2 separate regions of the Homo sapiens genome follow, and region 2 is linked to region 1. A link is a loop called in an ENCODE intact Hi-C map of the cell type or tissue named here. Cell type or tissue: GM12878. All regions are shown on one strand. Each heading gives the region's core, and the rest is flanking DNA. Links, peaks and the distances in the headings are about the cores only. Region 1 has its middle 46 kb from the start of MIR3680-1. Region 2 overlaps USP31 (ubiquitin specific peptidase 31).

Region 1 (12,555 bases), core at 46-8,045:
TTCCTTTTGCCACCACGGGCGCCAACCCTGTTGCCCTTCCAATCCCATCTCCCGCTGCCCCTGACAGTGCCTTTGCCAGCTGGTGCTTCTGCCTGTTCCGTCGTGGTGGCTGCTCTCACCAGGGTCCTTTCCGCTGGTCGTCCCTTTCTGCCTGGAGCTGCCATTATCTTCACCTGACAAATAGAAACCCATCTTCAGGGCTCCACTGAAACGCCGCTTCCACGGGGGCCCTCCCGGGCGTCCCAAGCAAGTTTAGGGCCCCAAAGCCCACGCCCTCACCTCTCAGACACACAGCTTTTTATCTCTACCACCGTCTGACACTCCTGGATTCCAAGCTCTGCAAGGGCAAGTCAGAGCCTAGAGCCTCCTCCCTCTGTCCCCCGTACTGAGCGTGGTGCCCGGCACGCGGGAGAAACTCAGCGGGTGTTTTTGGATGAATGAGGGACTTTTCTTCTTTTATGCTTGCATGGCTGGCAAAGCCCCTTCTCATGGACATGTTCTTAAGACATATTTATCTTTCGACATCCTTACGTGCAGGTCTTACCTTGAGACTCGTGGTATTTGTTTCGGGGAACTGCGGATCTCTGCTGTAGTGAGATGATGACGATGCCAGTGATGATAGCAATTTTATTTTATTTTATTGTTTATTTATTTATTGAGATGGAGTCTCCCTCTGTCGCCCAGGCTGGAGTGCAGTGACGCAACCTCCACACCTCCCGGCTTCAAGCGATTCTCTCACCTCCGCCTCCCAAGTAGTTGGGACTACAGTCGCGTGCCACCACCCCCGGCTAATTTTTGTATTTTTAGTAGAGACCGGGTTTCACCATGTTGCCCAGGCTGGTCTCAAACGTCTGACCTCAAGTGATCTGCCCGCCTCAGCCTCCCAAAGTGCTGGGATTACAGGTGTGAGCCACCGTGCCTGGGCGATGACAGTAATTTTAATAATAACAATAACACCAGTCATAATAATAGTAAGTGGCTACCATTATTTGAGCTCTCACTGCATGCCAGGGACTGTTAGGGAGGTACTTTGTAAGCATCACAGTACTCAATCCTTGCCATAGGCATCATTATCCTTTTACAAATGTCTAGTCTGGGCCACAGACCTATAAAACAACTTGCAAAGCCCCACCGTGTGAAGCCAGGATTGGAGCCCACATTTGCCTGGCTTTCAAACCAGTGCCAATATGTGATGGTCTCAGAGGCTAACTTCCAGGGAGCAGTCTAGGTTCCGTCATCGCCGAGTTCTGTGGGCAGGGGCTTGCAGTGGCTGCGGCCCCTGCCTGCCTGGGGAGGTGGCACACAGAAGCCCTCAGCCTTCCCCATTTACAGCTTGGGAACGTGCATTACCCCCGAGAGTGGCACCGGAAGCAGACCGGTCCCTTGCGGCATCGTGTTATTTGAAATTTCCAGTAATTAGAACATCTCAAACTTCTCTTGTACTAATTTTAAGCCTTCAAACAACCCGTGCCTGCCAAAAGCCTGCTCATCTTGGTAAAAGCCCCGAACTACAAATAGATAGCTATTAACAGCATCTGTTGTAATAGCAGAGACAATATTCTCTGGGGCCAGCACGTCACCGCCTGGAGCCGACCCCAAACGTCATCTGTTATTATGTTTGGAGAGTCTGGCACGCGCTGAGGCAATCGTTCAATTATATCTCCATGAGCCGGTTCTGACGCACCTGCTTGCACAGAACGCTGAGGCAACAGTGGCCAGTGCTGCCCGGTGGACCAGCCCTGCCGATAGCAGAGTCTGGGGGATGGGGGCTGGCAGCTTAAAGACCCCTTTTCGTGAATTGGGCTTGCCTTTTTTTTTTTTTTTTTGATTAAGGAGAATATCCTGACATTGTATTGTCATTACGAAAAGTCACTTTAGGCTTGGCACAGTGGCTTATGCTTGTAATCCCAGCATTTTGGGAGGCTGAAGCAGCAGATCCCCTGAGGTCAAGAGTTCAAGGCCAGCCTGGCCAACATGGTGAAACCCTGCCTCTACTAAAAATACAAAAATTAGCTGGGCATGCTGGTGGGTGCTTATAATCCCAGCTACTCGGGAAGCAGAGGTGAGAGAATCGCTTGAGCTCAGGAGGTGGAGGTTGCAGTGAGCCAAGATCTGGCCATTGCACTCCAGCCCAGGTGACAGAGCAAGGCTCCATCTCAAAGAAACAAAAACAAAAACAAAATTTAGTGGGGTGTGGTAACACTTGTCTGTAGTCCCAGCAACTCAGGAGGCTGAGGCAGGAGAATCACTGGAACCTGGGAGGCAGAGGTTGCAGTGAGCCGAGAGCACCCTACCGCACTCCAGCCTGGGTGACAGAGTGAGACTCCACCTAAAAAAAAAAGAAGTCACTTTGAGATTATTTTATCCAGGTCTGCAGCCTTAAATTGGGTCCCTAACTTTACTGGCAAGGCAAGTAGCAGAGTTTGGCCTGAACCCTACTACAAAAGCTGAGGGCCTGGACCGTCAGACCTGGGTGAGGTTGCCGGCTAAAATGGGGCAGGTGACCGAACCTCTCTGCGTCTCAATTTCCTCATCTCAAAGTTGGACTCACAGGACCTGCTCTGTAGGGCCATTGTGAGGAGTTCATCCTGGGAGGAACATAAAGTTACCTCGCAATGCCCAGCAGGTAGCAGGTGCCCAGTGAAGGCCAGCTCCTCCGCCGCACTCTGGTATGCACCAAGCCTTCTCCATCACGACAACGACGTGAGCTCATGGACAGGATGCGTGGTGCCCGGGACACGCCAGAACCTGGCCAGCGAGAGCCTTTGCCCCTTAATCAGCTGTTTCACCCCATGAAGGCTTCAGTGGCTTCCAGTTCGTTGTTTTTTGTTTGTTTGTTTGTTTGTTTTAGAGTGCTTCCTTTATGTCAAGCGTTGTGCTAAGGACTTCGTATTTCCCATGTGACTTAATCGTAACAGCAGTCCTATGGTGGGGGTTCAAGGATCATCCCCACTTTACAGATGGGGAAACTGAGGCTAGGAGGGGTGCAAAAGCTGGACCTAGAGCACACAGTTTGGGAGTGGCGGCCCCAGCTTCTGAACGTGCGTCCGACTGCACACGGTTTGGGAGAAGTGACCCCAGCCTCTGAACGTGCGTCCGACTCCAGACCCCACTCCTGCCCCCATGCTGTATTGTCTACAGGAAGAGCAGCGAAACACGGCTTTCCAGTTTTTAAAGAAATACGCTTGGCATTTTGCTGGTGGGCGGTCTTCGCGGCGCAGGTCTAATTTTGGAATTTACAGTGGGATTTAAAGTTTTCAGTGAGATTCTCTGTTTCACCTTGAAAGAGGCTCAAGGTGTATGAATCCCACACTAGACTGATGCTGAAGAGGAGCCTGTGGAATCCGCACCCGCTGGCATTTTCAGTAAAAAGGCCTCTGTGTCTTCCTGATATGCGTGCGCCCCGCGCGGGCCACGTTGCCAGGTTCCGGGTGCCTCTTCACCGAACTGCCACCAGGGGCCGCTCCAGCCCAGCCCGAGTTATCCATCGGCCACCGCACCTGCTGTTCCCGAAAACGCAGCGGCCCAGACTTCCTTTGCAGTTACCCTCTTAGAAGAACGAACGTTTCGCTTCCCTCCTCATTTGCGTATCATAGAGCCAGTGAGACACAGTAGCCTTTTTGGGTTTTCCCCTGAGCGTGCTTGGTCCCCAGCCCAGGGTGGCCGCCGTTTCAAGCAAGTCCCTTGCTCAGGTACAGGGGTGCAGATGCCCCGAGCCAGCCTGAGGAGGGGCCGCATGTCCCGAGGGCCCCATGGTTCCCCTCAGGAGGCAGATTGGAAAGGGCTGACTTGTCTCTTACTCCAATGAGTAGAGAGGCGGAGGATCCAGCCCATCAGAGGCTGCCGCAGTAAAGAATTCTGTGACAGGCTGGGTACGGTGGCTCACGCCTGTAATCCCAGCACTTTGGGAAGCCAAGGGGGGCGGATCATGAGGTCAGGAGATCGAGATCATCCTGGCCAACATGGTGAAACCCCGTCTTTACTAAAAATACAAAAAAAAAAAAAAATAGCCGGGTGTGGTGGTGCCCACCTGTAGTACCAGCTACTTGGGAGGCTGAGGCAGGAGAATCTCTTGAACCCGGGAGGCGGAGGTTGCAGTGAGCTGAGATCACGCCACTGCATTCCAGCCTGGGCGACAGAGTGAAACTCCGTCTCAAAAAAAAAAAAAAAAAAAAAGAAGAAGAAGAATTCTGGGACAGCTCGGGGTCGGGAAAGGTGAAGAGATGCCTGTGGGCTCCAGCCCTGCTGGAAACCCTTGGGAAAGTCTTCTAGCCCCAGAGTTAGCACAGCACCTTACCCTGCAGAGGCTCAGGGCTCACAAGTCCCTTCTGGTCCCAGCAGCTCCTGTTCCTGGCCCTTGTTGGTTGGCCACATTCTGGAGGGTGACTTTTCTACTAGGTTTTGTGGGTGGGGGTCTGGCAGGCATCGGCTGTCAGTGGACTTATGCCTTATGCAGTTGGCGTCGCTCTTTGGAACCCTATTTATGTGCCTACGTAGAACCCTAGAGTGCTTGAGCTGGGACCAGGAGAAACGTGTAGTAACTCTCTTTACACAGATGAAGCTGCGGAGCCCCTGAATGGTGTGCGATGCACAATCACCACCACTGCCATCATCAGACAACACTTTACAAAATGCCTCCTGCCTTGTCTCCATTTATCCTTCCCGCTCTTCTCGTTTAACAGGTAGAGAGGCTTAGGCTCAGAGAGGCTAAGCTACTTGCCCAGGGTCACACAGCAAGTTAGAAGCAGAGCTGAGTTGCAAATCCAGGTCTTTAACTATTTCTGTGTTCTGTGGACTTTCCTAGAAATCCCAGGCGGTTCCCAAACTGCCGTGGGAAAGGCTCGATTCCACTGTAACACACAGAGCTGCTTACCGACCGAGTGATTCGATGAATAAATCAATGAACTGACTAATCCCATTCATTCCTGTATTCATTCATCCCGTGAGGGTTCGTTGTGTGCCTTCAATGACCCCTTCCTGCACTAAGTCGTGTTGATACAGTGATGGTCCAGACGGAAACAGCCATTTTTGTTTGTTTGTTTTTGGTTTTTTTTGAGACTGAGTTTCGCTCTTGTTGCCCAGGCTGGAGTGCAGTGGCGCGATCTTGGCTCACTTTAACCTCCGCCTACCAGGTTCAAGCAATTCTCCTGCCTCAGCCTCCCAAGTAGCTGGGATTACAGGCACCTGCCACCACACGTGGCTAATTTTTTGTATTTTTAGTAGAGGTGGGATTTGACCATGTTGGTCAGGCTGGTCTTGAATTCCTGACCTTGGGTGATCCTCCCACCTTGGCCTCCCAAAGTGCTGGGATTACAGGCGTGAGCCACCATGCCCAGCCCAGAAACAGCCTCTGTCCTAAGAGTGCAACTGGATGGGACTTAACTCAGTCTTACAAATGACATCTACCAGGCTGGGTCCAGTCTAACTTGTCCATGAAGCATCCATCATCCCTGCCTTCTAGGCATTTCTATTCTAGAAGAGATGATACAGACATGCATGAATTTCCACACAGTAAACTTATCATGAGTGAGCCCATCCCAAGAGCGAGAGGCAGACCCCCTGGCAGGCTCCACCCTCAGCCACCCATCAATGCACTTTGATGCCGCTGGGGCTGGTAGGCTGCAAACCCCCTTTCTACCACGGACACAGGCCGAGGCGAAGCGAGCACAGAGCTCACCGTGCTTGCATTTTGTGGTTCTGTAAGTTCCTTACATTGTGTTTTGGAGGCCAGGCACAGTGGCTCACGCCTGTGTTTTGTTTTTGAGACAGAGTCTCGCTCTATCGCCCAGGCTGGAGTGCATTGGCACGATCTCGGCTCACTGCAACCTCCACCTCCCAGGTTCAAGCGATTCTCCTGCCTCAGCCTCCCAAGTAGCTGGGATTACAGGCACCCACCAACACACCTGGCTAATTTTTTGTATTTTTAGTAAAGACAAGGTTTTAGCATGTTGGCCAGGCTGGTTTTGAACACCTGATCTCAAGTGATACAACTGCCTTGGCCTCCCAAAGTGCTAGGATTACAGGCGTGAGCCACTGTGCCTGGCCTAACAAAGTGATTTTATGTGCTGATTGTGTGAAGCACTCTTTCTGTGTATTTTTAAAAATTGAGATGTAATTCATCTGTGTATATTTAAGGAGAATAGAAGACTTGCTCATAATGGTAGAATTTTAAAACTACATATGACTCCGAGGTTGCTCCAGACCAACACTGAGATTTTGAGTGAAGAGGGGCAGTGAGCAGCTCTGTGGCTTGGTCCAGCACTTGCCTAGCCCCTGACTGGACCAAAGCCAAATCCATTTTCCATTTTCCAGTTTACACCTTGGTGCCTCCAACTATGAGTACTTTTTTTTTTTTTTTTTTGAGACTGAGTCTCACTCTGTCGCCCAGGCTGGAGTGCAGTGGCACGTTCTCAGCTCACTGCAACCTCCACCTCCCAGGTTCAAGCAATTCTCCTGCCTCAGCCTCCTGAGTAGCTGGGAGTACAGGCGCCCGCCACCACACCCAGCTAATTTTTGTATTTTTAGTAGAGATGGGTTTCACCACGTTGGCCAGGCTGGTCTCTAACTCCTGACCTCAAGTGATCCACCCGTCTCGGCCTCCCAAAGTGCTAGGACTACAGGTGTGAGCCACCACGCCCAGCCCAAGTACTTTTGGTGTCAGGAAACCACCAGGAGTCAGCAGTGTCAAGCTCCCCAAGGCATTCGTCATGCGCTCAGTGCTTTCCTGGCTTTTGCCACAGCGGGAGGTGACATGAGCAAGGCGGGTGACACGAGGCTCCTCCACAGCTACGGGAGGCACTCGGGCCACCGCGAATTCGTGATCAGTGCTCCAGTTCTGCTGGCGCCTTCCAGCCTTGCCCAGCCATCCCAGGAGCACACTGTGCTCCTTTCAATGAAAACGTGTGGAATAGGTACCACATTTGTAGCAGCTGTTGATGGAAATCTGTTAGTGACAAAGTGCTTAGACACAGGAGAAGCCACCCACATCAGAACCCCTGGGGAGCTCGTTAAAAGGCAGACTCCCAGCACTACCTGGACCTGGGGATGGCAGCCATGACTCTGTGAGGCAGAGCCAGAGGCCTCAGTGAGCGATGCTTATGGCTGAGCCCCACGTGTCAGGAGAAGGAAGCTCCTGGGAGGCTGCACCTGGCACTGTGCCATGGAGAGGGGCACCCCAAGTCCTGCAGGTGGAGAGCGCTGACTCCAAGGCGAGTGTTTAGGGTGACTTAGGACGGAAGGAGTGTTCCAATAAAAGCTGGCCCTGTGGTGGGCCTAGATTAAGCAGGGACTGCCAGAGATCAGGACTGATGCTATAGCTCAGGGTCTGCTTATTTAAAAACCTTGCTCACCCAGGAGCGGTGGCTCACACCTGTCATCCCAGCACTTTGGGAGGCAGAGGCGAGTGGATCACCTGAGATCAGGAGTTTGAGACCAGCCTGGCCAACATGGTGAAACCCTGTCTCTACTTAAAATACAAAAATTGGCTTGGCCTGGTGGCACATGCCTGTAATCCCAGCTACTCAGGAGGCTGGGGCAGGAGAATCGCTAGAACCCAGAGGTGGAGGTTGCAGTGAGCTGAGATCATGCCATTGTACTCCAGCCTGGGCGATAGAGTAAGATTCTGTCTTAAAATAAAACAAAACAAAAACTTTGCTCATTGTGTTATTTTATAATGTTATTTGGTGATAGGATTTAAGCTGCTTTTAAAAAATATTTGGAAGACATCTTTTTTTTTTAAATTAAAGTCTGGAAATCTTATAGGACAGGCAGGCATCTCAGAAACTTTCTTTATCGATTTCTGCCTGCAGGGAGATGAGGCCCTCACCACCACCCAGTGGCAGCACTGGGACCCTGCCTTCATTCCACATTTACTGTGAACCTCTGGGCAGGCGCTGGGCTGGCGGGGGGCAGAGTGAATGGGACAGACAGAGCCCACCTTTCACGGAGCCCACCTTTGGCTTGTCACTTCAACCATACAGCAACCCCTTGCGAGTGAACTCATATAACCCTAATGTAGACAATGCCTCAGGTAACACCACAGCTCAACAAACAGACAAAATGACACACACGTCTCGCTGCCTTTATTTCCAGGAATTAGTGGCGGGCCCTTGGAAAACCACTACAGACTGAAGCAATTTCACTTCCACTGGGGAGCAGTGAATGAGGGGGGCTCAGAGCACACAGTGGACGGCCACGTGTACCCCGCAGAGGTTTGTAGACGTGGCCTAACGGCACATATCTGGACGCTTTCCATGTCTCCGGCTCTATGGTGGGGGGCGAACAAGCCATGCCTGCCGCTCAGATGTGAAGGATTTCCTGGGGCCTGGGACTGTCAGTGCTCAAACCAGAACCGTCGGCCGCCCCACCCGTTTAGTCACACTCCTCTCCTACGAAGAAGGCACTTTAAGTTCTCTCATTTAACGGAAGAAGAGACTGAGGTTCTGAATGGTTACGGAACTTGCCAAAGCCAGACAGCTGGGATTCAAAGTCAGAGCTTGAGCTCTTTGCCACGCTTCACTCAGCTGTGTGCTTGCAGCTGTAGGGACTAGCAAATCCACAAGGCCCTCCGCTGAGAAGCTGAACATCTTTGCAATAGAGATCATCTTCTTTTGTTTGTTTGTTTTTTGTTTTTTTGAAACAGGGTTCACTCTGTCACCCAGACTGGAGTGCATTGGTGCAATCTTGGCTCACCACAACCTCCGTCTCCCAGGCTCAAGCGATTCTCCTGCCTCAGCCTTCCGAGTAGCTGGGATTACAGGTGCGTGCCACCAGGCCCTGCTAATTTTTGTATTTTTAGTAGAGATGTGGTTTTGCCATGTTGGCCAGGCTAGTCTCGAACTCCTGACCTCAAGTGATCCACCCACCTCAGCTTCCCAAAATGCTAGGATAACAGGCGTGAGCCACTGCACCCAGCCAAGATCATCTTCTTAAAGCAGTCTTATTTTCAACATTCCAAAGTGGGAGTCAGTAGAGAAAATGAGTGCGGATCAATGCTGGGAATTGGTTTTTGTAGTTTTTTTGGGTGATAAGTGATGCCTTATAGATTTCCCCAAATATTTTATTATGAAATTTTTGCAACATATGAAAAAATGAAAAGAAATGAACGAGAAGAATCTATGAGTTTGACGTCTCAGTCCTGTGATGATCATTTTTGCCATATTCACTTTATCACACCTCTGCTCACCCACTCACCTGACTTCTTGATGCTTTTTCAAGTTGAGGACTCTTTCTGTTTTTTGAACTTGTTGTTGTTATGAAAGTAATGCTGCAGTTAATGTGGAACTAGAGTGCACCCAAACCAAAAAATGAAAATTGCTTGTAATCGCACACCCAGAGGTGACCTCTGGACATTTTATAAATAGGGAGTGATATCTATTGTCATCATCATACACATATTTATAAATAGTTCCAAGAATGAGCACAACAATGGCTTCTGTGTGCTTCCTTTCATTTAACAACATGCCTTTTATTTTAGTATCTCTATCTGCAACTTTGTTTTTGATGAACAGATATTTTATTTATTTATTTATTTTTGAGACTGAGTATCACTCTGTTCCCCAGGCTGGAGTGCAGTGGCGCGATCGCATGATCTCGCGATCTTGGCTCACTGCAACCTCTGCTGCCCAGGTTCAAGTGATTCTCCTGCCTCAGCCTCCTGAGTAGCTGGGATTACAGGCACCTGCCACCGCGCCCAGCTAATTTTTGTAGTTTTAGTAGAGACGGGGTTTCACCATCTTGGCCAGGCGGGTCTTGAACTCCTGTCCTCGTGATCCACTCGCCTCGGCCTCCCAGAGTGCTGGGATTACAGGCGTGAGCCACCACGCCCAGCCGAGGCCTGAGTTTTTTCTGGTAATCCTTGTCCAAGGATAACTAGGAAGTAGAAAATAATGAAACCACCCATTTCTATTGGATGAGGTTAACATGATCCTCTCCTTTTTCCCACCACCAGGAAGACTGAGGCTCTTCCTTCCCATGGCTTCGTCAAGTGCCTGGGAGCTCAGAGGTGCTGCTGGTGCTGGGATCTTACACATCTGGCTGCAACAACTTAGTTCTTTTTTTTTTTTTTTGAGACGGAGTCTCGCTCTGTCACCCAGGCTGGAGCGCAGAGGCACAATCTCAGCTCACTGCAAGCTCTACCTCCTGGGTTCATGCCATTCTCCTGCCTCAGCCTCCTGAGTAGCTGGGACTACAGGCGCCCATCACCATGCCCGGCTAATTTTTTTTTTTTGTATTTTTAGTAGAGACGGGGTTTCACCATGTTAGCCAGGATGGTCTTGATCTCCTGACCTCGTGATCCACCCACCTCGGCCTCCCAAGGTGCTGGGATTACAGGTGTGAGCCACCACGCCTGGCCATTTCATTATGATTAAGTGGACACATAGGTCAGCCATTCAGAAGGGGAAGTGACTGTCTTATTTCTTGCTGATCAATTTAAGTTCTCTTTCCATTGTGTTTCAGCTGCATTTAGTTCACTGGAATTCTGTGAAATACCAAAATTACAAGGAAGCTGTCGTGGGAGAGAATGCTTTCTGTGATAGGCGTGTTTTTAAAGGTAATCACTTGCTGGGGTGTAGATCTAATGAAGAAAGTGGTGATCCATCATTAGGATTGCTTTTTTTTTTTGAGACAGGACTCGCTGTGTCACACAGGCTGGAGTGCAGTGGCGTGGTCTCGGCTCATTGCAACCTCCACCTCCTGGGTTCAAGTGATTCTCCTGCCTCAGCCTCCCCAGTAGCTGGGACTATAGGAGTGTGCCACCACACCCAGCTAATTTTTGTATTTTTAGTAGAGACAGGGTTTCACCATATTGGCCAGGCTGGTTTCAAACTCCTGACCTTAGGTATCTGCCCACCTCGGCCTCCCAAAGTGCTGGGATCACAGGCGTGAGCCACCGTGCCTGGCCTAGGATTGCTTTTAAAACGTGGTGTATTTACAGTGGAGTGAGCTTCCCCCCGCCACCCATTGCCTTTTCAGCTAACCCCTTGTGTGTCTGCCACGCAGCTCGGGGCCCATCATCAGATGCTGCAGAGGCTGGTGGACATCTTGCTGGAAGTAAAACATAAGGTAAGCTGCATATTTGAAATCAGCAGGCCGGGCGCGGAGGCTCACGCCTGTGATCCCAGCACTTTGGGAGGCTGAGGCAGGTGGATCACCTGAGGTCGGGAGTTCGAGACCAGCCTGACCAACATGGAGAAATCCCGCCTCCACTAAAAATACAAAATTAGCAGGGTGTCGTGGCACATGCCTGCAATCCCAGCTACTCGGGAGGCTGAGGCAGGAGAATCGTTTGAACCCAGAGGTGGAGGTTGCAGTGAGCTGAGATTGCGCTGTTGCACTCCAGCCTGGGTGACAAGAGTGAAATCCTATCTCAAAAAAAAAAAAAAAGAAAAGAAAGAAATCAGCATAATTTGACAAGCAAAATTGTTTAGTGCAGCGATTCATTTGCAAGGAAAAAGAAATCTCATAGTGGAAAGAGCCCCGCCGAGGCGCTGTGATTCCAGTTCTGGAAACAGGATTCTGCAGGGTTGATGCTCGTGTGTCCACAGCTAGCTCTCTCTGACTTTGAATGCGTCACCACTGCTCTGGGACCCTGTTTCCTCCTCCATAAAATAAGGGTGTTGGGCTCAATGGAAGTTCCCAAAATTCAGTCATGCAGGCAAGATCCTGAAGACTTTGACGTATCTGCCTGCCAATGGGACAACTTTCTACTGAATATTTTTCTTTTCTTTTTTATTTTTTCGAGGAGTCTCCCTCTGTCACTCAGGCTGGAATGCAGTGGCGCGATCTCGGCTCACTGCAACCTCCGCCTCCCGGGTTCAAGCAATTCTCTTGCCTCAGCCTCCCATGCAGTTGGGACAATAGGTGTGCGCCACCACACCCAGCTAATTTTTGTATTTTTAGTAGAGACGGGGTTTCACCATGTTGGCCAGGCTGGTCTCAAACTGGGGACTTCAGGTGATCCGCCCGCCTTGGCCTCCCAAGGTGCTGGGATTACAGGCGTGAATCACCGCGCCCAGCCTACTTAATATTTTTCTTTAAATTGATTAGCTCGAAAAATTTTTAGCCTTGTCCTGGGTGATGATATTCACTAATGATAATGTTTGTTTGAAAACAGATTGAAACAAAAACCTCAAATCCCTAACTAATAACATTTAAGAATGTTGACTCATGTACCACCCAGCATCTCCTTGAACGTCCCTGTCCGACCCCAAGCCCAAGGGCAGAGAGAAACCTGCCCAAACCGCGGCTCTCCGGCCCAGCTCTCCACACGCTTCCCTGCATCCAGCGCCCAGCTCTCCACACGCTTCCCTGCATCCAGCGCCCAGCTCTCCATACGCTTCCCTGCATCCAGCACAGCTCGAAAAGATGACGGGGACAAGAGTGTCGCCTTTCTCCAAGATCAGCTGAGAAAAGGCTTTGAGGGAGAAGGAGAAATTCCAAAGAAATGTAGTTTATTTATTCAGCAGCAAACAAAAGAATTCCAGGGCAGAAGGAGTCAACGCAAGCCTCAGATGTGCGGAAGGATGAGGCTTCAACCTGTGTTAACAATGGTGC
Region 2 (16,016 bases), core at 4,737-12,736, 1.5 Mb before region 1:
TATTTTTTTGGAAGTTTTAAGTTACTGGATTTAGGAGTATATGATATCCAAGTCTTTTTAGCTCTTTGCGTTGATCCACATCTGTAGTCAACAATGACAGGCCAGCTTACATGTGGAATTGAGTGGTGCGGGAAGGGGTTCTGGGTTCTGGTATTAGCTCTTCCTTTAATGAGTTGTGTAATCTTGGTCAAGGACTTCATTTCTGTGAGCCCCAGATCACCTTCAGGAAGGTAATGAAGCTGGGTCAATACCTCACAGCATCTATGGAATGCCAGGTGCTCTGTTGGGCACAGGACTTGTAAGGTTGTATTTAATCGTCACACTTGCCCTGTGAGTTAGACCAGAGGTCAGCAAACTGTAGCCCCATAGGCCAAATACAGCCCACTGCCTTTCTTTGTAAACATTTTTGGAACGCAGTCAGACACGTTTTCTTACGTGTCACCTGTGGCTGCTTTCATGCAGCAGTGACAGAGTTGAATGTTTGGCCTGCAAAGCCTAACATCTGCTGTCTAGGCCTTCACAGGAAAAGTTATACCGAGCCCTGATGTAGGGCAAGGAGGCGAATAGAAGTTTGCTGTGTTAGAATGATCCTGAGTTAGAATGTCCCTATTTTATACATAAGGAAACTGGGCTCAGAAAAGTCAAAGCCACACAGGGACTCCTTGATCCCAGATGGGCTGGCTCTGAAGGTCATGCTCCTTTCATCCCATGAGGCTTACCTTCGTTTCACCTTCAGTGTCTTACAGTGTTGTTAGAATGTCTTCATTGGCTTAACTTAACAGTATTCTCTTTACTGTGTTCAGGAGGCTTTTCAACTCGACCATTTGTGAGAAGTGTCCAGCGTCAGAGTTTGTCATCCAGATCTTCTGTCACCAGCCCCTTGGCCGTCAATGAAAATTGCATGAGACCTTCATGGTCCCTGTCTGCTAAGCTGCAGATGCGCTCCAATTCTCCATCCCGATTTTCAGGGGATTCGCCAATTCACAGCTCTGCTTCCACCTTGGAGAAGATTGGGGAGGCAGCAGATGACAAGGTCTCCATCTCTTGCTTTGGTAGCTTGCGGAACCTTTCTAGCAGTTACCAGGAACCAAGCGACAGTCATAGTCGCCGTGAGCACAAGGCTGTGGGCCGGGCCCCTCTGGCTGTCATGGAAGGCGTGTTCAAAGACGAATCGGACACCCGCAGATTGAACTCCAGTGTCGTAGATACACAGAGCAAACATTCAGCACAAGGGGACCGCCTGCCCCCGCTCTCTGGTCCATTTGATAACAATAATCAGATCGCTTATGTGGATCAGAGCGACTCCGTAGACAGCTCTCCAGTCAAAGAGGTGAAAGCCCCCAGCCACCCAGGCTCACTCGCAAAGAAACCAGAGAGCACAACTAAGAGATCCCCCAGTTCCAAAGGCACTTCTGAGCCAGAGAAAAGCTTGCGGAAGGGGAGACCAGCCTTGGCAAGCCAGGAGTCATCCCTTTCAAGTACATCCCCTTCTTCTCCTCTTCCTGTAAAAGTCTCTCTAAAGCCCTCCCGCTCCCGCAGCAAAGCAGATTCTTCTTCCAGGGGCAGTGGACGGCATTCATCCCCTGCCCCTGCCCAACCCAAAAAGGAGTCATCCCCGAAATCTCAGGACTCCGTGTCATCTCCTTCGCCACAGAAGCAGAAGTCAGCCTCGGCCCTCACCTACACTGCTTCCTCCACATCTGCCAAAAAGGCCTCGGGCCCTGCCACAAGGAGCCCTTTCCCACCTGGGAAGAGCAGGACTTCAGACCACAGCTTGAGTAGAGAGGGCTCCAGACAAAGCTTGGGTTCTGACAGAGCCAGCGCCACCTCCACCTCCAAACCCAATTCCCCTCGGGTGAGCCAGGCCCGAGCAGGGGAGGGCAGGGGGGCCGGGAAGCACGTGCGGAGCTCCTCCATGGCCAGCCTGCGCTCCCCCAGCACAAGCATCAAGTCTGGTTTGAAGAGGGACAGCAAGTCTGAGGACAAGGGGCTGTCCTTCTTCAAATCAGCCTTGAGACAGAAGGAAACCCGGCGCTCGACGGATCTTGGCAAGACAGCCTTGCTCTCTAAAAAGGCTGGTGGGAGCTCTGTTAAGTCTGTCTGTAAGAACACCGGGGACGACGAGGCAGAGAGAGGCCACCAGCCTCCAGCTTCCCAGCAGCCAAATGCAAATACAACGGGAAAAGAGCAGCTTGTCACCAAGGACCCTGCTTCTGCCAAACATTCCCTGCTGTCCGCTCGCAAATCCAAGTCTTCCCAACTAGACTCTGGAGTTCCCTCGTCTCCGGGTGGCAGGCAGTCTGCAGAGAAATCCTCAAAAAAGTTATCTTCTAGCATGCAAACCTCTGCACGGCCTTCTCAAAAACCTCAGTGATATTTCTGCAATCAAAGTGTTTTATCTGTAAAGATGTTTATTTATTTAGAACCCCTGCCCTCCCACCAAAGCCTCCTGTGCTTTTGTTTTGTACTTTTTTGAGTCACGTGCCCGACTGTGTGTGTGTGTGTGAGTGTATGCGTGTGTGTGTCTAATTCAATTGCAAATTGTTCAAAGCGTCGCCTTATTCTGCCATTGAACCAAATAACAGCCATAGGCAAAACATTGACACCAAGCTAACTGGAATAATTGTAGACGATACCCAGGACGGTCCCTTTAGCAATTGTACATATTTCTTTCTAGAGAACTCTAATGACTTTCTTTGGATATGAGGGTTTTGAAACCTGTGAACCAGAAAAGCTACCATTAGTGCGTAGAAGGAGGAAGGAGCTGACTCGTGTTTCTTCTGAGCAGGACTTGTCCTTACTGTGGATTGTGGGTGGCACCAGGAGCTCTAAAAACTGTGACTCTAACAACGAAACAAATCGAGGGAAAAACTCTTGCTTTCTGCACTTTCGCCCCATCTACCAGTCTTTGTAAAGGGCAATATTTTAACACTAATGTTTCTCAGGTATATACTCAGCTAGTCTAGGATGGTTGCACACCAGTAAATGGATTAAAGAGGAAGGTGCCATGTGGGTGACTGTGTCATTTCTCCTACTGCCACAGATAGACATTTTCGAGGTAGAAATGAAGCCTTTCACCACCTTCCTATCTGTGGTGACATGTGCACCAAAACCTGTCTTGACTCTTGGGATAGGTCCTAGGAAGTGGCAGATTGGATAGCCAGAAAGCCAGTCACTCGTTTAATTTTTTTTCCTTCTGAAATTACTAGCTAAGGCTCTTGGAATTTTGCACTGTAGTAGAGCAGTTAACACCTTTGACAGATTCCTGGAAAAAACTTCTAGATTCTAAACTGGGTGAAAGACTGGACATCATTTTCCTTGTCAGGTGTTGCATTTTTCCGTTAGAGGTGGGAAGCTCCACGATGCCCTGTGTCTGTGGGCTCATGTTCCCTCATCTTGTAGCTTGGAGAGGAAAGAAGTTGCCTTCTGCCAAAAGCCAATGGTGGTATGTTGAAGCGTTGTGTGATCAAGTGTTACATATGCACTTCAGATCCTGTCTGTCAGTCTCTGTTAGGGCTGCCTTTCAGTAACTCATTTATTATTTCTTCTTTGTTCTTAAGATTTCATCTCATGCCCAGAACTCACAAGCAGGTTTTGGAGTGTGTTCCATCTGGCCGTGTCAGTGCAAATTGCATTTCTTACAAAGGAGAACCTCACCAAAAAAAACCTCACAGATAAGCAAAGTATATAGTTTTGCAAGCTTTTTCAAGGTCTCCTGGCAATACTTTCCTGCTCAATTTTTAGCTTTTCTTTTTTTTTTAAATGTCAAGAGAGTGAAGGTCTTGATTCTCTCTGAATAGCATTTGTCACTTTGCCAGTAAATACAGCATGCTAAGTTTATGTGCTTTTAAATATTAGCGTTTTTCGTCAGACTCTTCAAGTTCTTCTTGAACCCTTGGTGCACAGATCCATATATAACCTCCCTTTTCAGTATTGCTGTGTGTGAATTAACTACAACACATATGCATGCATAGCTGTGAATTCTGCACTACTTTTTTTTTCTTTTTTCCCCCCAAGAATATCTCTTGGGAAAAGTTTTTAGTACGTTACTTAACTTTATTTTGCTGCTAATTTGCGCATTAGCCGGTAACTTGCAAGTCTGGAGACCACTTACTGTTGAGGGTAGCTGGAATTTTAGACCCTTGGCAGTATTTAAGATTTAGACATTTAGCCTTGTGAAAGTTACCACAGTGCTCCATGTGATTCATTGACTGTGAGCCTGTTGTCCATTGCACTCAGCCCTGTACTCACTTCTTCACTCGCTGTCCTGGTTTTACTGTTCAGATTTTGGTGGGTTCTCAAAGCAGTACCACTCTCATCTGCTCAGTACATCTGCGGCAACTGGCTGCCTTCGATGCTGTCATTGCGTTCAGCCCAGCACATCACAGCCCCATCAGTGTGTAGCCACCGCTCTCGTTTTTCTGTATCGCTTTTATCTCCTGAAAAAGATGCACCAAATAAGAGATCATCTATATCAGGAATTGAATGTCTAACTCAAACCTCTCATTTTTGTTTAATAGGTAGATCTCATTTGAAGTCTCCTATCTGAATCTCTGAAACAATTATAGTTTGATTAGACAAAGGTTTTTAATAACACTTCTTTTTTGCTGTAGTCAAGCATTAATAGAAACTAGTTTAATTTTCACAGTGGTAAATATTTTTATTCTTGAGTTATCTAGGAATGGATTTTCCACGATGTCTAGTGACTTAAAAAAAAAAAGGAAAAACGTTTCTACAAATCCCTTTGGTTTTCCATGGGATCTGGAATAAAATGTCAGTGTCTATAAACTGTATGTCATGGAGTTTAGTCCTTGTTTCAGGTTTAATAGAAAAAATCAGGAAGTATCATGGCATTGTCTAGACATCATGAAGCTATTTTATTTCCATAGTTGGTAAACAGTGAAAATTTCATTATCTCCAACTACTAGGTACAACTTTAGGCCACAGGAAAGGTTATTTGGCCCGAAAGTTTGGAGGTGCTCCTTGAGGTGGGAAGTATCTTGTGGGAAAGTAGTTACTTGATTCAATTTAGTTCATTGGTAGGGTTGGGGACTTGGTGTTGGTTTCTTTCTTTCTTTTCTTTTTTTTTTTTTTTTTAATTTTCCCAGCAATATTTAGCACAATGAGCGTGTATGTGCTTTGGGGTTAAAAATTATCTGCTAGGGATGATAGGCCTGGGTTTCTCGTTGACATCTAGATGGGCCTGATTAGAGCAGTCATCTCCTGGTAGGCACAAAATAATCACCAACAGTAATGTTGTATCTGTAATGTTTGTTTGCTTTTTAAAGTTTTATTCTTGATTTCTTGTAAACATCCATTGCACTGAGGCCGTATCATTCCTTAAGACAGCCCTACATCTTGCCTTGGTAATCCCTTAGATAATGTGGAAACTCAAACCGTTAGGCTCCAGTCATCTTAGACCATTTCCCATCCGTTTTGTATTTTCTCGTCCTGAAAGCAGCTGAACTGAAAGTAAGTAATAATATGCTGGACCAGTGGGAACGGATGTGGGAGTATTTGTGGTGTGCTAAAATACTGTAATTATCTGTGAGGCTGCCTGACACGCTTTTGCAATCTTGTTTTCATCATTCATTCTGCAAACGTTTATGGAGGGCCTTCTTTGAGCACAGAGGCAAAACTGAAAGCTTCAGGGATTTGCTGTAGCTGAGGAGCCCTGGGAGCACAGCCCATCAAGCAAGGGATGTGATGGTGTCCTAAATGGAGTGACAGTTCTCCTGGGAAAAGAGATCACGTGGATTCCGGTCAAATCGGCTAAGGCTTGTGGTTCTCTTGAGCAAGTCTGTTCCTTCTGGAAACCAAAAGTGCCCTTCATCTTTAGAGACATTTTACTCTTCCATCCACCTTTTCAGACTGAGCTGTCTCTACTATTTAGGGGTTGAAAATCCATTACACAGTCACTTTACGTTAACATTGGGTCATCTTATGTTTGTATGAGACGGATGTGGGATTTGAGGGGAACATTGTCATTCCCTTAAAATAACTATCATGAAAAAAATAGCAACAGTATGTAAAGGGACCAAGAGTGGCAGCCTTTAGGGAAAATGGAGCAGAGAAGAGCTGTGAACAAAGCTCATTTATTTGAAATAAGCGTGCTTTATTTCACATAGAGGGGCATCAGACGTTACATTTCATTCGGACAAATTACTGAACAGCCGAAGTGATTGTTTCCAATGTAGGTTATTATAATTATTGGATACAAAGATTTAACTAGTGTTTCTGGGTTGGATTTTTGAAATAGTATGCAAGTCATAAGCACAGTTTCAATAAAACACGTATTCTGGAGGTGCGTGGAACTTTGTATTATTTGTAGTTGAGAAAGGCAAACTTTGCTGACAAACCAGTACCTATCACAAACGAACACAAAAAGTAGCTGTTACTGTGCAGGCTGTCTTTAACTTTCATTTCATAAAGGGTACATTATTGTTAAACTCTACTACATGGTTTGGGGAGAAATCCAGTGGTTTTATTTAAATGAACACTCTCACACTGCCTTTTGATCAACTTTCAAAGTATTTTGCAGATGCATTTTGAGCATGACCATTTTTTTCCCCAAGTAAAAACAATTGTGCGTGGCCTCCATATAACTCAGAAAGCATGCTCTTACTACCTATGCAAGCAAACAATAAAACATATAGACATGAAATGTTAAGTCTTAAAAAAAAAAGGCAACAATTATGGAGCTCTATTTTTAAATTTGTGATTTTCAAAATATGGCTTACTCATCATTGTGTAGAAGAGCATGAATGCGATTTCTTGTTTTGCTCTGCATATATTTCTCTGCTGTTTTTCTGATCATTGGCGAGATTGTAAAGTATTTTGCAAGCAGAAGTGGAATTGGATATGTTGAACACACATCATTGGTGTACATACTGTATTTAGCCTGAAGACTTTCCTAAAGTGTTTTGTTCTAAAAATAACCTGCCATTTTCTATAGATTTTAATTTTTTATATCTTCAAGGGTTCTATTTTGGTCACAAGGAAAGAATGTGGCTTCTAATAGTGCTAAGAATTAAAAGATGCTTTTATAGAGACTTAGAGCTATTTTGAAAAGCTTTGGGGCTTCCCAGCCACTGATCACAATTAGACTAAGCCCATGGAATTTCTGGGAGTGTTGTGCAGTGGATTCGGTTCTAGATCCATCTTACATTTGTTTAGTGTTTCCCAATTTTTGGGAGAAGGGGTGCACAGCAAATTTGAGAGACTTTTTTGAATCTCACACATGTATTTTCCTCAAGATTCTTTTAAGCCTCTTCTGAATGACTTGTCTGAGATAGTGAAGACCCACATTAACTAGAATCAGCTGGGGAACTTTAAAAAATACAGTGCCTGGGTCCCAGTCCCTAGCTTTTGATCTAATTCATGTAGGGGTGGGATCCAGGAATTACCATGTATTTTAAAAGCTTCTGGGTGTTTCTAATTTGCAGACAGATTGAGAACCACTATGATACGTCATCCCTTTACTGAGAATTATGGCGAGAATCACTGCCATTTGAATTACTCAGGAGTGACTGATTCCTCAGTTGTGTAGGAGAAGCAGAAAAAATAAGAATAAAAAGAATTGAGAGATACTGATATCAAACTCCCATTTGAAATACAAGGGCCCTTCTGATTCAAGGCCCAGTTGGGGAGCTTGGACCATGTTGTGAATGGCCTAGCACTCGCCAGTCTGGTGGAAATTGGTGGTCTTAGTTGCTGGAGCAGGCTGAGTGTCCCCGCGGGGTTTGCATCTGTCCCCAGAACCTTTTCCCCAGGCCCGTGGGGGAATAGGGAAGTCACTCTGAGCTAGAAATTGTCGAAGAAGAAAAGAAACAACCTTCCTAGCCTTGGAAAGCCTGTCCCTGCTTTTGATAGAATTATTGCCTTTTTGTAGGAATTACAGTAGCAAACCCCAGGCTGCCGCTGAATTTCCTACTTTTGCTCATTCTCTAGGATAGTTCTTATCCAGAATGTGGTTTCAGGAATTCTTTTTTTTAGTTTGAAAATGAATGTGAAACATTTTCTTTGGTGTCTTTTTTTTAAAAAAAAAAAACCCTTATTGCTATTTTTTCGTGTTTTTGTTTTGTTTTGTTTTTTGTTTGTTTTACCATTAAGTAATACACATCCCAGAATTTGGCACTCTGTGTTAACTGTGGAGGCAAATAAAATTTAGTTTTAATCTGTGGTGAGCTGAATGCACTACAACACCTTCGAAGTAATCTGATGGTTTCATTCTGTCGAGCCTCATGCTGCCTACAAAACACCACAATTTACCTGGTGTTTTCAACATTTTAAGGAATGAAGATACAAGTAGACATGCAAGTTGGAAATGTTTCTTTAGAAAGGCCATCCAGAATAATGATATCTGTTGCAGTCGTCCAAATGCAATATGAAATTTCCTAGGTGCTATTATAAACGGTGTGGTGTCATACCAAATGCAAAAGCAGTTACAGTATTTCCGAAGTTGGAGTTCTCTTTGTAGGCCTTTCAAATACGTGTTTGCATTCCATAGAGGTCTGCTCACCAACTGTGCCTCTCACCACTGGTTAAAATTGAATTTAAGCCTCATTGACATAAGTCGTTTCTTGATTGAACTCTTCAGTTTTTACACTGGAATTTCTGTAGTTGTCTTGAAAGCTGCATGTCACATCACTGTACACAAAGTGCTTTGGTATTACTCATGCACCGTGGATAGTGATTTCTGTGTCGTTTTCATTTTCAGTTGTACAGTAATATGGAAGGCAGGATGTCTTTCCTAGAGGCTGGAAGAAAAGTGTATCGTACATTTTAAATTTATTTTAGAACAAGTGCATGAGATGTGTCACTGATTTCTGTTATTTATTTGTATGTTTTATTATTCAAAGTGTATGCACTTTTAAGAAGCAGAATTTATATTTTTACGTTTGAAACGTTTTATTTCTGAAACAGCGTTGATTATATAGTATACAGTTGGAATTAAGAGAAAAGTGGAAAATGTAACAAAATACAATAAATTTATTACAAGATGTCCTCTTCAAGCCACATTTCTCCTTTCTCCCCCTTGCCAACTGATATCTTTTTGGTGTTGACTATAATAATAATTGTACTGCATCAGTCTTTACAAAATGCCTTAAAATTGCAGTGTTTAAAACACAAGTTACAGAAAGATGTATACATATGTTTTCTGTGTAAAAGTTTAAAACAAAAAATCACATCCATGCTTGTATAATTTTCACAATCAGGGATGGTTCTTCCCATTTCCTCCATGACGGATTAGAGACAGTTTGTCCTGGGCCATGGAACTGGACAAAAACTCACATTCTGGTTCAATCCAACAGATTTTCAACATTTCGCATTATTTTCCCCCTCTTACCAAACTTTTATGATGGGAAGAAATAGCAGTATAAAAGGGGCCATTCTTCCTGCGCTGTCTCATACCCTAGATATTTAATATTTTTGATACAAACAACATTTTTCCAGCTGTCTTTCCCACCCTTCAGGACAGAACTCCCTACTGAGGATGTCACATCACCTATGGCCACGTGGGGGCACTAAAGATCTCTTATGCATTTTAGAAGTCCAGCCTGCAGGTGGTTAGCCTCTGAGTGTGGAAATGTTTATTCAGTATGAGTTGGGGAATACGGTATCAGTGAACAGGGGTTTCTGTTTAGGGGAGTGCCACCAGCCATCATTTGTTCCCGGAAAGTGTTGAGTACAGATCAGGACAGATCTTGTTTCCCTAAAGCACAGCATTATGGTTTAGGGTTGGGGTGGGGGGAGTTGATGTTCCTGACAAGTGTGAACCACATGCCGTGCTAGGTACAGCACTTCTGAAGCTCTCTAATTTGAAATGGTAAGATTTCGCTTAGGTTCTGTTAGAGAGTTTAACCATGTAGTACGCTGATTATTCAAGAGGCTTCATTATGCCACAAAGTGTTCACATGTCATAAAATATGTAGATTTAATAGTTATGCAGATATTTAAGGATCATTTTGCCTGTCTCCTTAGGATTTGGAAGATTATCTTTCAATACTTGAATGGTCAACGTCTCTCTGAATACTTTTCGGGTCCCTGTAAATCTTCCTGAAGAAAGCAAAGGTGTGATAACACCCCTTGCCCAGAGCTGCATGTTCCTGTGTGTTAAACTGCCCCGTGGGTGATTCTAGGCCACTCTGACTCCGTGGGATGTAGCTTGAGGTCCTCCCCCACCCCAGTATCCCCTTTCTCCCAGCTGGGTTCTGTGTCATATGTTCTAATTCTGTGTACATCATCTAACATAACGTTGAACGGTTAATCACTTCGATTTACTAATACATTCACTTTCCATTGCTCTTCACTCCTTCCTGGGTTCTCCCAGATGGATGCTTCAGGTTTCCTCTCTGCGACCCTGTTCCTTTCTCAGGCTTCTCCACGAGGGTCATCTGGTAGATTTCACCTTGCTGGGTGGGTTGGGTCTACCTTCTGCAAACCCCTCTGGAATTCGGTCTTGGTTTGGTCTGGTCTTAGCTACGTTTTTCACCCTCTGCCAACACCTGCTATACACAGAGGACAGGGCTGTCCTCTCCCTTGGTGGTGCATTTTTGCATGCCATATAACCCAATGGCCTTGCACTCGTTTCTTAGAGCTTTCAGGGATTTGATATCAGTTTGACTTGCTCTTTGGATGTCTTAACAGCTCCATTTTTCTTGTGAAACGTGAGAAGATGGTGCAAATGAGACTGCAGTGCCTAGTTGGAATCAGGCCTCCCTGCCCCCGGTGGGGTCTCAGGGATCTTGCATTCCAGCACACCACCCCTGTGCCTTCCCTTTGTTTAGGAGGACTCCAGAGAGGCCCACAGTGCACAGATCCAGTTCCAGAGACACAGGGAAAAGGGTGTAATACGTCTTTCCTCTCCGAGAGTCTGGAGTGGACAGTGTGTGGGGATTGTGCACTGGGGACTGAGGATGAATGGCACCAGCCTCAGGGTTCCAAGTCCACAAAAGTTGTGGTGAGGAAGGTGCCCCTTTACTGTTTCACTCAGAATCGGAGTCCAGGTTCCTTCATTTAGTAATGTCTTCTGTGTGCCCAGCTGCTGGGGTTATGACCACACTTGGAGGGGCTCACCTGCCAGTCAGGAGGTCAGGTTGGCCAACAGATAACGTTTCAGCAAGTTTGCCACTTATTCCCTGCTCTTTCTCAAGGCATCGTCCCTAGAATGCTCTTCTCCGAGATGCCAGCCTGGCTCATTCCCTCATCTCCTCCACATCTTTACTCACATATCACCTTATTGAGGCCTTCCCTTACTACCTTTTTAGAACACTGCAACCTGCTTCACACGCTGTCCGTACTCCCTATTTTATTTTCTGCATATCACTTATCACAACTACCATAGGTCATATGTGAGCTGATGGGTGAGCTTACATGAGAGCGGGGAGGTTTGCCTGTTCTATTCACTGCTCTTTTTCTCAGCATCTAAGAGGGTGCCAAGCTTATAGCAGTTACTTAGTAAATACATACTAGCTGAATTAGTAATCTGCCTGAGTCTTTCTATCCAGAAGATGGAGGATACTGGTACTTGCATCATAGAGTGGTGAGAGTTAGATGGGAATGATGCCTATAAAGCCTTCAGCACAGTGCCTGGCACAGAGAAAGCGCTGGCTGAATGGAGCCATTTGTAATGATAACAATAGTGATGAGGAGGAGGGGCCGACCCTCCTGGGGTCAGAGGAGGGGGCAGTGGGCCATAACTCACACTTTCCAGGCAGGGGAAACTGCTTGCACTCTCTGGAAACCCTGAGTCCAGTCTTCCTGGAATGTAGGGCAGGAAGGCAAGAAGCGTTGGATGAAGGGGGCGGGAGATCCCATCTAGGGGGACCTTTTATGAACTGCTCCATTTGTCCTGTAGTAAATGAAAATCCAGGAAGAGATTTTAATTTAGGGGAGAGGAGATCCAGTTTGCACCTTCGCATGGTCACCATGACAAGATGTGTCATGAGAGAGCCGGTTCGGAGCTGGTTGCAGGAGTCTGGGTAGAGTGTGCGGAAGGGCTGACCGAAAGCAGTGCTGGGTGGCTGGAGAACAGGGAGACGCTTGGAAAGGCACCGTGCTCAGGGTCCAGGAGCAGGCTGCGGGGTTCGAATCTTGCTAGCTGGACAATCTTGGGCGGATTACTCAACAGCTCAAATTCTTCACACCTGTAAAATGTGGATAACGGTGTCTACATGATCATCACGAGGCTTAACTGGAATGCCTGGTTTATTTACATTTAATATAATCACTAATGTATTTGGTTTTTTGGTACTATCTTAACTTTCTTGGATATTTGTCCTGCTTATTTTATATTTATTCTTCTTGCTTTTCTTTGAGATGTATCAAGGATTTTTTTTAATTTTTAAAATTTTTCTTCTTAACCCACAGAACAAAGCATTTTTTTTATTCTAATTTTTCTCCTCAGTTTGTTATTTTTTTACTCTCCTTTTGTGGTTATCCTTGTAATTTCAACACGCACTTTTGATTTATAAGATTGTAAGAAAAGGGCCAGGCACGGTGGTTCAAGCCTGTAATCCCAGGATTTTGGGAGGCTGAGGCAGGTGGATCACCTGAGGTCAGGAGTTCAAGACCAGCCTGACCAACATGGTAAAGCCCCGTCTCTACTAAAAATACAAAAATTAGCCGGGTGTGGTGGCGGGCACCTGTAATCCCAGCTACTCGGGAGGCTGAGGCAGGAGAATCGCTTGAACCCAGGAGGCGGAGGTTGCAGTGAGCCGAGATCACGACACTGCGCTCCAGCCTGAGTGACAGAGCGAGACTCCGTTCTCTTCCCCATCCCCCCTTCAAAAAAAAAAGATTCTAGGAAAAATTTGTATTTGTTTACCCCTTGAAGGGCTTTATTTAGGACACTAATTCCATTTACCCATTTCCACCACTTGCTATGTTTGTCTTGCATTCTAATTCTATGCACACCATCTAACCTAACTTTATTAGTAATCCTGAGTAGTCAATATTCACTCAGATTTACTGATATATTTACTTTCCATTGCTCATCACTCCTTCAATCCAGTGTTTGATTGCTTCTGCCTGAGATCATTCTCCTTCAGCCTGAAGAACTCCCTTATTTCTTTTTAAGCCTGTGTCAGCGATACATTCTCTCAGTTTTATTTGATTGGAAATGCCTTTATTTGGTCTTCTTGAAGGGCATTTTCACTGGGAATAGAATCCTAGGTTGGAAATTACTTTCTTTCATTTTCATTCCATGGCCTTCTGCCTTTCACTGTTTATGTTCATAAGTCAGCTATCAGTCTTATTGCTGTTAATTTGAAGATATGTGTGGTTTGGGTTTTTTTGTTTTTTTGTTTTTTTTTTTTCCTGACTGCTTTGAAGATGCTTCTCTTTGGTTTCCATCAGTTTTATTAGGATGGAGTTTTTTTTTTTTTTTTATCCTTCACTTCATAAATCAGACTTGGAAACTTCTCAGGTGTTATTGCTTTAAATATTGCTTCTGACCCATTTTTTTTTTGCCCTCTTCTAAGACTCCAATTTCATGTATCTTAGACTTCCACCATGTCTCAAATATTCCTTTCACTCTTTTTTGTATTTCCTATTCTTTTTGATCCCCTTACCTCAGTCTGGATAGCTTTTACTGAATGAATCTTTTCAGTTCTATCTAATCTTGCCAGATTAAATAAAGGACATCTCATTAAAGTTGAATTTTAGATAAATTGTGAATAGTTTTTTAGTGCATGTCCAAAATTTTGAATGAACATACTTATATGAAAAATTATTTGTTGTTAATCTAAAATTCTAATTTAACTGGACATCTGCTTTTATTTGCCAGTTCTGTCCATCTTAGCTAAGTCTAATCTGCTGTTAAACCCACCTAATTGTATTCTTAATTTTGGTTATGGTGTTTTCAATTCTAGAATTTGCATTAGCTCTTCAGAGACTCTAGGTCTCTGGTTAAATTCTTCATTTGATTGTCTATTTTCTTAAACATATTAGTTATTTTAAAGGTTGGATCTGATAACACTAGTATCTAGTCACATGTGGACTTCTTTCTATTGTCTGGTTTTTTTTGTTTTGTTCTACTTCTTGTTGTGCTTTTTGATTAATGCTAGGCAGTGTGTAGGAAAAAATGTGTAGGCTCTGGCTGATGATATTTGCCTCCAGAGAGAATTCATCCTGTTTTCTGGTCGGCAGCTAGGGACTGAGTGGACTCAAAGTTGGATTGTAGTTGTTCTAAGACTCTGCTGCCTTCAGGTCATCTTACATAAGAATGAGCATTAATTTAATCGTTCAACACATATTTGTGGATCACCTGCTATGCCAAGCACTGGCCTGGGCATGGGTTACATCAGCATACCAGACAGGAAAAAAAAAACCCTTCGTCATGTGGAGTTTATCTTCTAGTTCACCTGTCCAGAAATTAATAATAATTAATAATAATAATTGACCTTAGCTGGGACCAGCTTCCAGAAGGAACAGAAATGTGGAGGTAAGTTGGTATTAAAGCAATGTGGAGATACACAACAAAACATGATTCTCTGCTCTCTTCCTACACCCCAGCCTTCCTGTGTTGGTAAATGACATCAACATCCAGTCCAGCTGCTCAGTCCAGAAACTAAGGATCCATCCTTGATGCTGCTTTTCCCCTCAACTCCCTCCTTACATCGAACCCATTCAAAAGCCCTGTCCAGTCCTACCTCCACAATTATGTTCTCAATGTGCCTCACTTCTCTTTCTCTCCACTGATAACATCAAGTCCAAGTCACATGATCCCTACCCAGACTGGGCTCCTGTATCAGCCTCTTAAATTTGTCCACTTCTCCAATTCCATCTTTAGTCTGTTCCTGCTGCCATTACAAAATACCTTAGATTGGGTAATATATAAACAATAAAAATGTATTGCTCACAGTTCTGGAGGCTGGGAAGTCCACGATCAAGCCGCCAGCAGATTCAGTGTCTGGGGAGGGCCTGTTCCTCATAGATGGCACCTTCCAGCTGTGTCCTCATATGGTGGAAGGGGCAAACAAGCTCCCTCGAACCTTGCCTGCAAGGGCACTTATCCCACTCATGAGAGCTCTGCCCTCATGACCTAACACTTCCTAAGGGGCTCACCTCTTAACACGATTGCACTGGGGGTTAGGTTTTGATATGCAAATTTGAGCGAGACACCAACATTCAGATTATAGCACCATCTTATGTCACTTTTCTTTCACTTTGGGCACAGAACCCACCTTTTAGTGTCTTGAACACAGGGCCTTGGCTGTTTTCCTCTTCCAGGAATACTCTTCCCCCAGATGGTCACGGGGCAAGTTCTTTCTCATCTCAAATGGACCCTTAGAAAGGCCTCCTTGGACCACCATAACCACAGTTACCCTTTCACTCTACACTCATTCTCTGTCAGGACCCTCTTTTATCTTGATAGTATTTCGCAGTCTCTGAAATTCTTATTTATTAGTTCATTGGTTTATCATCTGTCTTCCCCCAACTGGAATGTAGTTACTATGAGAGAAAAATCATTTACCTGCCTTTTCTCTGATACTTGTGTCATTTTGGATACTTTCAGCTATAAGTAACAGAATCTCCAATTAATCTAGGCTTTATTATTTTAATTTTATACTTTTGCATACTGAGTCCCAAACAGAGTAAGTAATCCACCTAAAAGTCACATAGGAAATAACTGGTAGGTTTTGAATATTAACCTAGGCCTGTTTTATTTCAAAGTTTTTATTTTTTTCCACTTATTCCTTCAATACCCTACACTATATTAAATAGGAAAACTTAATAATAAACGTATACAACTGCATTTTGTAATGCAATTACTAGATGGGGGAATTTTTCTAGATTGATATAGTCCTTTTCTTTGTAATCCCTGAGTAACTTTTACTACAGCAAATTCAGGAAGTGATGCAATGTCTACTTTTTGGTAACAGAATTTAGGAGAGCCTCCTTGGATGGTTTTTTTACAACTTAAAAATAATTTTGGACTTACAGAAGGAGTTGCAAAGATAGTTGAGAGAATTCCTATATACCCTTCAGCCAATTTCCCCTAATGTCAACAG

What was found. A loop is a pair of places that touch in the nucleus more often than their neighbours do. Peaks named below come from ENCODE experiments on the same cell type or tissue, not always from the same donor. Only the 100,000 strongest peaks of a DNase experiment are listed, where the experiment ranks them.
Region 2: it touches region 1 in a loop (15-fold over the local background); 7 of 110 quality-filtered maps call a loop at or near these places.

The regions. Positions count from the first base shown.
Region 1 is chr16:21,545,910-21,558,464 of GRCh38, reverse strand. It overlaps the pseudogene LOC646828. Among named protein-coding and RNA genes, the nearest start is that of MIR3680-1, 46 kb to the right of the region's middle. RefSeq lists enhancers at 3,372-4,182, 6,924-7,425, 8,168-8,668. In GM12878, for the core only: a CTCF peak has its summit at 3,455 (motif pointing right); a DNase peak (open chromatin) is centred at 3,544; H3K4me3 peaks cover 399 bases; H3K27ac peaks cover 374 bases.
Region 2 is chr16:23,054,404-23,070,419 of GRCh38, reverse strand. USP31 (ubiquitin specific peptidase 31) reads left to right here. Exons shown (of 16, transcript NM_020718.4): 16 at 804-9,014. The coding sequence ends at 2,374. Among named protein-coding and RNA genes, the nearest start is that of USP31, 87 kb to the left of the region's middle. RefSeq lists an enhancer at 1,949-2,450. In GM12878, for the core only: a CTCF peak has its summit at 9,522 (motif pointing right); DNase peaks (open chromatin) are centred at 5,499 and 9,549.